Linked DNA regions of Homo sapiens: region 2 is linked to region 1. A link is a contact called in ENCODE Hi-C or POLR2A ChIA-PET data. All regions are on one chromosome and are shown on one strand. The core of a region is the stretch at or near the end of the contact, and the rest is flanking DNA. Distances in the headings are between cores, read along the strand shown. Region 1 overlaps COBL (cordon-bleu WH2 repeat protein). Region 2 overlaps COBL (cordon-bleu WH2 repeat protein).

What was found. Hi-C counts contacts between places; a loop is a spot of excess contacts on that map. ChIA-PET counts read pairs that join two places held with the same protein, here RNA polymerase II (POLR2A). Pooled maps may share reads with other maps.
Region 2: a loop to region 1 is called in a map of PC-9, with 2.2 times the contacts of the local background. The contact joins two enhancer-like sites. A Hi-C loop is called at or near these places in 4 of 168 maps with a recorded cell type or tissue (Caco-2, PC-9, gastrocnemius medialis and 1 more) and 2 of 50 pooled maps. POLR2A ChIA-PET finds 5 or more read pairs at or near these places in 7 of 52 experiments (AG04449, GM10248, H1 and 4 more).

The regions. Positions count from the first base shown.
Region 1 is chr7:51,260,875-51,265,644 of GRCh38, forward strand. All of the region lies in intron 1 of COBL (cordon-bleu WH2 repeat protein), which reads right to left. Among named protein-coding and RNA genes, the nearest start is that of COBL, 54 kb to the right of the region's middle. RefSeq lists an enhancer at 1,888-2,703. Within about 2 kb of position 2,242, at least 10 of the 41 ENCODE cell types and tissues checked have a DNase peak (open chromatin) inside an H3K27ac peak, as active enhancers do.
Region 2 is chr7:51,223,556-51,228,325 of GRCh38, forward strand. The region is part of intron 1 of COBL (cordon-bleu WH2 repeat protein); the gene reads right to left. Among named protein-coding and RNA genes, the nearest start is that of COBL, 91 kb to the right of the region's middle. RefSeq lists enhancers at 916-1,624, 1,625-2,333, 2,498-3,697. Within about 2 kb of position 2,621, at least 3 of the 41 ENCODE cell types and tissues checked have a DNase peak (open chromatin) inside an H3K27ac peak, as active enhancers do.

The DNA of each region.
Region 1 (4,770 bases), core at 992-3,491:
TGCATTTAGCCATGACTTCTCTGGAGGGATAGGGAGGGTAGGCTCAGATCACATCCTGCCTTTCCCCAAAACCTTCTGAGGGCATCTCATGAACTTTATAAACCTCCATACCCCTTCTCCATTGCCCATCTCTCCTGCTTCACCTCCAGCCATTCTCCCCAGAGCCCCACTACTCCTGCCACACTGCCTGCCTTCCTGCTGCTCACACACGCCAAGCTCAGCCCCACCGCAGGAGATGTGCACATGCTGCCGTACACAGTAGATGGCTTACTCCTCTCTTCACTGAGAGGCGTACATGTACAGCAAAACCTCCTCAAAGAAGCTCTCCTGACAGCCCATCCAAAACGGCAGCCTTTGGCTGGGCGTGGTGGCACACGCCTATAAAAAAACTGCAGCCCTTGCAACTCTCTTCCAACTCAGTATCACTTCCAGAAATTATACTTTATTTATTTACTCTCTATCTCCCCCACTAGAACATAATGTGTCAGAGTTGCAGGGAGACCTCACCTGTCATATTCATGGCTGTGTTCCCAGGGCATAAAATGCTGGTGAGTAGCAGGCTCACAGTAAATATCTGTGCAATGAATGAATGAAGGTGAGACTAGAGTCAAAAGCTACTGCGAAACACAAAACACCAATGGTGATTTCGTCTGAGCTAAGAACACAGCAGTGTGATGACATGTTTGGTGGAGAGCTGACGCACCAGGGAATGGAGGAATCTGAGGTGATGCCTGACAGGGAGGATGGCTGGCCTGTGCACCAAGCCCAGTTGTACAGGCCCTGGAGGTGTTGAAAGAAGGCAGCCCGAGGGGCCAGGCGCGGTGGCTCACGCCTGTAGTCCCAGCACTTTGAGAGGCCGAAGTAGGCGGATCACCTGAGGTCAGGAGTTTGAAACCAGCCTTGACCAACATCGTGAAACCCCCTCTCTACAAAAATTAGCTGGGAATTGTGGCATCTGCCTTACTAGGGAGGCTGAAGCAGGAGAATCACTTGAACCCAGGAGGCGGAGGTTGCAGTGAGCCAAGATCACGCCATTGCACTCCAACCTGGGCAACAAGAGTGAAACTCCATCTCAAAACAAAAAAGAAGGCAGCCTGAGGAACGCTAAGCTCCAGATTCTGTGAGGCACCCTCTGGGCAGGCAAGTCCAAAGCTGCCAGGAGAGGGGTTGGGATGGAGCTGGAGAGGGGTGGGCCCGTGCTGATGGTGCAGGAAGAATGTGGCCAGTGGCAGCGCTCCTGCCAGGCTCACCGCACTCACCGCACAGCAGCCCTGGCTGGCTCAGGGCACAGAGCCAAAGTGGAGTCTGACAGTGGCCCAGCCCCAGGAGGCCACATCCTCGAGAACACAAGGCAGAAGAAGAAGTGCAGGTGCAAGACAGGGGCACACCTGGGAACCCCAATGTCTCAGGCAGGGACAGAGGAGGGGCAGACTCTTCAAAGGAGCCCCAGGAGGTGACAGGAAAGTGAGGAGGGAGACCCTGGCCAGGAAGGTCAGAAAAGGAAGTTTCCGGACGAAACCGTGTCAGAGTCAGAAGCTGAAGAGAGGAAGTCAGTAGGACCATACAAACAGTTCCACAGCGAGGTGGCCATGGGAAAGGACTCCTGCGACTCAGGACTGGGTCTGAGACCCTCAGGGAAAATGGCCCGGTTAGGACAGCCTAGTAAGAGCGCACAGGAAGGATGCACTGGGAAGTCACGACAGGCAGCGCCAAGTCGCCATGCCTGTGAACCAACAGGGTGCTGGCGGCAACATTCGCCATGCAGTCACCATCACATGGACGTCTGGGGCAAACAATCAAAGTGATTTACATGACAGATGTGTGTGAAGACATGCCAGTATTAAAGCATGAACCAGGGGCCGGTTGGTCCCAGGGCAGTCTCAGTGGCTGTGGAGTGAGTGCTGGGATACAAGGATGAAGAGGGCAATAATGAAGAAGCTGTCCTTCCCTCACTGCCCACGCCCTACCAGCAACCCCTGGTAGGAGGCAGGGCAGGGCCCAGAGGCATTGAGACCCAACTTGCCAGGAGCCTGGGAACTGGAACCGGCAGCAGCCCTGGGCTGCATCTGGAAAAAGAAGTCAGTGTCCAGCAGGTAAGCTGGGCAAGGTGAGGCACGGACGAGCCTCGTCTCCACACCAGGGCAGGTGGAACTGACATCAGTGGGGCCCTGACGCAGTGTTAAGAGACATGGAGGTGTCGCCAGCCACATTCTCATTAATACAAAGTGGTGGTGTGTGGAGTTGGGGAGTTCCCCCCAGCTCACCGGAAGCCACCCGCAAGCCGAGGGTGGCCCTGGGAGCAGGTCCTACCTGTGAACAGCACCTGTCATCTACACTGCACTGGGGAAAGGTGCAAGAGACACCCTCCAGCCCTAGGCTCCTATGAGCAAGAGCACACAGGCCAGGAGGCCTGGGGAGGGCCCACGAGGTCTCACACTCATGCACTCCCACGTGTGAGAAGGAGGGAGCAAATGGATTGTTTTAAGCAGGAAGATAAATGGTCAGTGGGATATGTTTCACAAACTGCTTTTGGCAGCAATATGGGGGGTGGATAAGGAAAGTAGGAGGCTGGAGGAAGGAAATCAGAAGAGCATTTCAGAAGCCCTGCAAAGTGCTGGCAAGGGCCTGAGCTATGAACCAAGACAATAAAACAGAAAAAAAAGTTCTTTTTTTTTTTCACACAGTGGGTGGAGGTCCCCACTTTGGTGGGGAATTATGGAGCCCACACCTGAGTGCTTTTAGTTGAAGCTTTAGTACCTGGGAGGATGAAGAGTTCCCAGGCGTGGCTGTCCAGCTCACTGGTGTCAGCACCAGCAGGTCTGATTGTTAAGTTCAAGGGCTGCCCAGCAAGGCCTGGGAGACAGAACCAGCCAGACTGGTTTTATTGGATTGTGCTGCTGATAATGACACAATTTTTATGTCACTGAACACTTTCTTGGCAACTACTAAATATTTTGATATGATTCCTATACAAAAACAGTTGACATAAGGACTATGATCCCCATTTCAAATGAGGACAGGAGATAACTAAAGTTGATGGAATGCTAACCATGAGTTTGGCACTGTGGTAGGTTCTTAGTGTCCCAACTAGTTTTCATGACAGCTCACAAGGGAGGTGCTGTTATTCCACTTTTATAGAAGATGAAACTGAAACCTAGATTATGTAGCTGTCAAAAGACAACAAAACTAGTGAGGAAGAGAGCCAGGACGCCGGCCCAGGTCTATCTGAGCTTGGTCCCCATGAGATGCCTTCTGAGTTCCAATCGCAGCCCCCAAGCCTCAGAACTGCTGGATCAAAACTGCAGGCAAGGAAGGATGGGTGCAAAAGCCCATGTGTTGGGGATCTGTTCCTCACAATGGCAGGGCAGAAGGGGCTCAAACGTTCTTCCTTTAGGGGCCTGGCTGAATAAGCCAGGATGCAGCCACACAGGGCACAGAGAGTGAGGACACCTCTACGTAACAGTTGGATGTTTTACATAATTGCAAAACAAAATATAATTAAAAAGCAACCCCCGGCCAGGCATGGTGGCTCACGCCTGTAATCCTACCAATTTGGGAGGTCAACACGGGTGGATCACCTGAGGTGAGGAGTTCGAGACCAGCCTGGTCAACATGGCAAAACCCCGTCTCTACTAAAAATACAAAAATTAGCCGGTCTTGGTGGTGCACACCTGTAATCCCAGCTACTCGGGAGGCTGAGGAAGGAGAATCGCTTGAACCCGGGAGGTGGAGGTTGTAGTGAGCCAAGATCACACCACTGCACTCCAGCCTGGGTGACAGAGCAAAACTCCATCTCCCAAAAAAAAAAAAAAAAAAAAAAAGCAACCTCTAACACTTGAAGAAAAATGAACAAAATGCTTTTAAATGCACATTGATAACATCAAAACACACCAGCTGAGGTAGAGGGCAAGTGGGGTATACAATGAAATAAAATATACCATGTTGGAGTGTACACCAAAGGTTCATTACATTGTTCTCTCTCATACACATGTGCATATGAAATCAGATTTCATATCCATAGGAAATATCCCATAACTGTATGCCATTTTAAACTGTGGGATGGAAGAGGACTTAGATGTCAAGTGCAGCTTCCTTCTCATCCCAGAATGCCCAGAGGCCTCTGGCCCTCAGTAGGTCACTCATGCTCACGTTTCCAATGTGAAGGCCTCCTGAAGGGGCATGCAACAGCAGCCCGATGCCCGACAACCAGCGGCAGCACTTCTGATGCCCCACTCAAGAAAGTCTACACAGCAGAACCTCAGGGCATTTCTGACACCTTTCTGTGTGTGTTCCCAGTCCTTTAACAACCGCGTGCTCATCTGTTTCAGCCTCACTGCTGCTTTACAAGGGTAGTGCCACATCTGCATCCACACCTGCTTTTAAAGACCTGGGAAAGCAGGTGGGGGTTGGGAGTTAAATAGCTGTGGAGAGGGGAGAACCAGAAGAACTGGGTTCCAGAGAAACCCAGAGCAGGGGCTGTTCCCCATCCACTGACCCCAGCACGCCCAGCCACACCCACCAGGCAAACCGCCACCAGGCTTAGGGCAGAAGGCTCCCCAGGCTGGATGGGGACAGGCTGCACCTCTGCTCTAGCAAGGTCACAGGTCGAGGTGAGGCAGGGTGTTTGCAGCCCTAGGAATAGAACTTATCTCAGTTCAAAGACCCAAAGCACATGTGCACAGAGGACAGTGAAAAGGAGAGCATGCCCCTCAGCCAGGGCCACCCACAGAACCCCAACCAGGAGAAAGCCCTGGATGATGTGATACCTGA
Region 2 (4,770 bases), core at 1,371-3,870, 37 kb before region 1:
ATATCCTCCACTCTTCTGGCAATTGGCCTACAGCTCCAGTTTCCAGGAAACCAACCAGTCCCCCAACTGCCTTGGCCTCACTGTACTCTCTGCCTCACTTGTTCTGCTCTCAAAGACATGGCTCAAAACTATGTCGTCAGAGAACCCATTTCTGGGTGCTCCAGGCCTGGGCACACACATAGCTGAGATCAGTGATATCTACGTTGGCTGCACTGTGGCTGGAAGCACTTGGGGAGCTTAAAATATGCCCAGGTCCTATCATGGACCAATTAAATCTGAATACCAATTCAATTATTATTTAACAATTCTAGAAGGCAGCAAGGACATTTGTATTCTCAATATGTAGCATAATGTAGTTCATATTTGTGGGTGCAGACATCTACCACATAATGCTTCAGTCACTGACAGACCACATATATAAAGGTAGTCCCCTAAGACTGTAATACCTTTCCTATGGTTAGATATGTTGAGACATACAAATGCTTACTATTGTGTTACACTTGCCTACAGTGTTCAGCACAGTAACATGCCGCACAGGTTTGCAGCCCAGGAACAATAGGCTACAGCATACAGCTAGGTGTGTAGTAGGCTCTACCATGTAGGTATGTGTTGGGTACATTCTGTGATGTTCACCCAAGGATGAAGTCCCTTAAGGATACATTTCTCAGAGTGCGCCCCTATCATTAAGCTATGTATGACCGTACTTAAAAATGCTTATTGATGATGATGATATTGACACTGCTGAAAATTATACATAGTTCCTGCTTACAAGAAACACTGCGTACTTATAAAAGCCTGAGATAGGAATGAAAAAGAGATTGCAGAATAAATGTTCCAAACGAGCCAAGCTTTCTGAGGGAGAAAAAACCTGTGTGGACCTCATTAGTGGAGTATCCACCCTAACACCCTAGCCGAGGTGGCCTTGAACAGTCTTAAAGATGAGCAGAAATTTCATATATGAGAAAAAGAGACAAAGCCTGGGGCAGGAGGAGAAGTCCCCAAAGAGAAAAAGGAAAAAAAAAAATGCTGTACTGCACATCACAGGAGAAGACGCTAAAACAGCATGCCCGGGCTAGGGACAACTGACAGACAGCACACCACGGTGTCTGGGTTTTTTATTTTATTATTATTTTTTCTTTTTTTGAGATGGACGGCAATGGCGCAATCTTGGCTCACTGTAACCTCTGCCTCCCAGGTTCAAGTGATTCTCCTGCCTCAGCCTCCCAAGTAGCTGGGATTACAGGCATACCCGGCTACCAAATTTGCCACCATACCCGGCTAATTTGGTATTTTTAGTAGAGATGGGGTTACACCATGTTGGTCAGGCTACTCCTGACCTCAGGTGATCCGCCTGCATGTGGGTGACCTGTGCGTGTGGGCGGCCCGTGCATGCGGGGGCGGCCCGTGCATGTGGGCAGGCTGTGAGTGTGGGTGGACTGTGTGTGTGGGTGGACTGTGTGTGTGGATGGCCTGTGCACGTGGATGGCCTGCACAGGTTTAGACCAGGCTTGTTCCCCATTGTCTGTTTCGTGCTTTCAGTGTGGCTTCTGTTAAACGCAGGCACCATCCTGCAGCTAACACAGTCACAGCACAAAACAGAAAACGCCTGGCTTCCTCTGCCTGTGAGTGGCTCAGCCTGGGAAAGAATGGCTGCTATTTACGTGGGGACTCCACATCTGTACTCGGTTGTGAAAAGTCATTAGCTTACCAAGCAGGGGATGCCTTTCTCAAACATCTGTGCAGATGTCATGTGGTTGAGTCTGAGACTCAGATGCATGTGGCAGTTTAAAAAGAGTAGGCCTTCTGCACAAGTCTAAAGAGGCCATCAGACCTGGGACCTTGCCCGGCTCCTGCTGGGCACACCCATCGCAGGTGCTCCCGGCTGGCAGTGCACACAGGCTGGGTAATCCAGCTTTCCTTCCTCTCACCCCCTCCAGTAGGAGGCAGGGCAGGTCCTTGGGACTCAGCAGGGAATGAATCACAGCACACACAACTCAAGCTTCCTTTGATCTATTCAGGTTGAAAAACCTGGGTGTGCCCTGGCAGGAACTGTTTATAAAATGAAAAAGTATATATATGAAAACATTTCTGCCATTTCCAAGGTCATCAACCATAGCTCTAAATGATTTTAGCTTAAAACCATCACACATTTACTAAGTTTCAGGATGACGCTTGTTAATTCCCACATCAGCTGGAAGCTCCCAGCTGGGTTTTTATTCTGAGAGCTCTTCAACATTCAGCAGAAGGCTTGAAATCCACTCACTGAAAGTCAGAGGGTCTTAGGTGACATGGTGCAGTGAATGCAAATCGCAGGTGTGAGGCCCAGGTAGCTGAATTAAAACCTAACTCTATAGGTGACAGCCACTGCCCAGCCAGGCTGGTCAGGCTGAGGTAGACAGGGACTGCATGCTGAAAAGGGAAAATTCATGCGTCTCTGTACTTTCCCAGACCCTGAGTTCAAAAGCACTATGCTTTACATCTTCCATCTTTCCAGTTGGAAATGTCATCTGTGGACCTGAAGGTATAACAATTTCTTACTGTCCAAGAAAAGTGGACTGGGAAATCCACAGTGATGCTGAGGCCAGCTGACCTGAATGGCACCTCTACACCATGGGTGCCTGTTTACCATGTTGGCTACTCTGGCTGGCTGCTGGCAAACCGCATGTGCTTAAAGGGAATTTCAGAGAGAAACCAGGCACACCCGGCTCTCCTGGCTAAGAGAGTCTGTTTATGCTGCAGGCAGAAGGGAGTTGCCATTCTCTCTCCATGAGATTCTTCAGCAATAGGATGTTTGCTTCATCCTGTTTACAAGCGGTACATAAGCTGCGTCTGGTTTGTGTCTGGCTATTTATTTGCAGCCACAGTTGTAGACTTCCCTCTACCAAGGGAAGAGGAACCATGACTTTCTTGTTCATCACTGGTAAGTGAAGTGCTGGGCCCAGGGAAGGAATTCGGTCACCACTGCGTTGAGTGAGTGAGTGAGTGAGTGAGTAAGTGAGTGACTAAGTGAGTGAGTAAGTGAGTGAGTGAGGGAGTGAGTTGGGATTCAGCTGCCAAGTCAGTGCCCAGTTTTCTCAGCAATAATAAAAAGTCAGAAAGATGTCCAGAAACAAATGCCCAGAAGACAGCTGAGTGCTACCGCAGCCTGCAGAACTGGTTACCAAAGAGGGGAATGAGGAATCCTCGCATCCTGTACCAGCTCCCACATCCCTGAGTCCAACACTAATCTGATTTAAGCCCTCATTTTCTAAACATGCCATGATCCAGCCACCATGCCACACTGTGTATGTTCAATACCCCTGGCAACTTCATATGCAAGTGTATTCTCCCCATTTTACAGACAGGGTGGCTGAGTATCCAACCAGTTAAGTAACCTTCTCACAATCACACAGCTGGAAAAGACTGGAATTCTAGCCCAGGTCTTTCTGAGCCTAGGACACCACCTACACACTTTGCACCGCCTCCAGCCTTAATTACTTCTTGAAAACAAGCACCGGGGTTCCTGGCAGACTGATGCTAGGATGTTTGGACTCCTTGACACATACTAGAACGCTGGTGCCCTGCAGTGCCGGCTGATGAGCGGTGAGGTTAGAGAATACTCTTCAGTGAAGGTTTCCAGCACACAGTTGTAGAGACGCCCCCTTTACTCTGATGTGGGGTCTGGACAAGCCTTATTTGCAAACTGAGTTGGGCCTCCAAGAACTTCCTTCAGTGCTCAAGGTTCCACGAGGCTCAGATGGACGCATGGGGACTGTGTTCAACTGCCTCAGGAGACAGAGGAAGACTGGAGTCACAGGGAGATGGAAGGACGTGCCCCGGCATGACATGAGGTAGGTGGCAGAGCTGGAACAGACCCCAGATTAGTCTCAAGCATCCCTGAATACACCTTTAGGGTCAGGTACTTCTTTGAGTATCTGATGAAGGCCATGGACCTTCTTCCAGGCAAGATGCACTCCAGCCTGCTTGCCACCAGCCAGGAGCACCTGCTATGGGTGTGCCCAGCAGGAGCTAGAAAAGATCCCAGCTCTGATGACTTCCTTAGACTTGTGCAGAGACCCTGCTCTTTTTAAACTGCCACATGCCCCTGAGTCTCAGACTCCTAAGCCTCTTCCTTGTACATTATTTCTGCAAACCACCCTGATGACCAGGGACTCCAGATTAAGAATCCATGTAATACCTTTTCTTGGAGCTCAGCACCTCCCAAGCTCAGGGCAATGTTCCTGTGAAGACAAGAATTCCTTCTAATAGAGGAGAAGAGCTATCAGAGGAAAATCCCATCAAAGCTTTCCCCACTGTCTTGGCCCCTGCAAACAAAACGGAAAGCCAGAAAAACAGTCAACAGAAGATCCAGATAAGTAAGGGCTGAAATATGTGTCTATGAAACAATCACACTGCAGCCCACAGAATTGTGGCATAAAAACAATAAATATCACACTGGAGCAATAAGCCAGGGAGAAACGACTTTACCCATCAAAACGCCACATTTCAGGGCACACAAAGGCACTGTCTGTTGAAAGTCTGCCCCAGGACACTCCACAGCTGTACACCATCCACCACATCCTGGTTACATGCTCTAGAGCTGGAAAAACATCAGGTCAAATCCAGCCACGACGTGGCCACGCTGTGCATCTCCCCCAGATAAGCTCCTGTAATCTGTAGGCCTCAGTTTCCCCAAGAGCTGAACAGAGAGAGATTTCAGCTTTTATCAGCTGAGTAAATGGGAGGATTAAATGAGATGACCCCTGTAAAGTTTCTGGTATGGCACCGAGA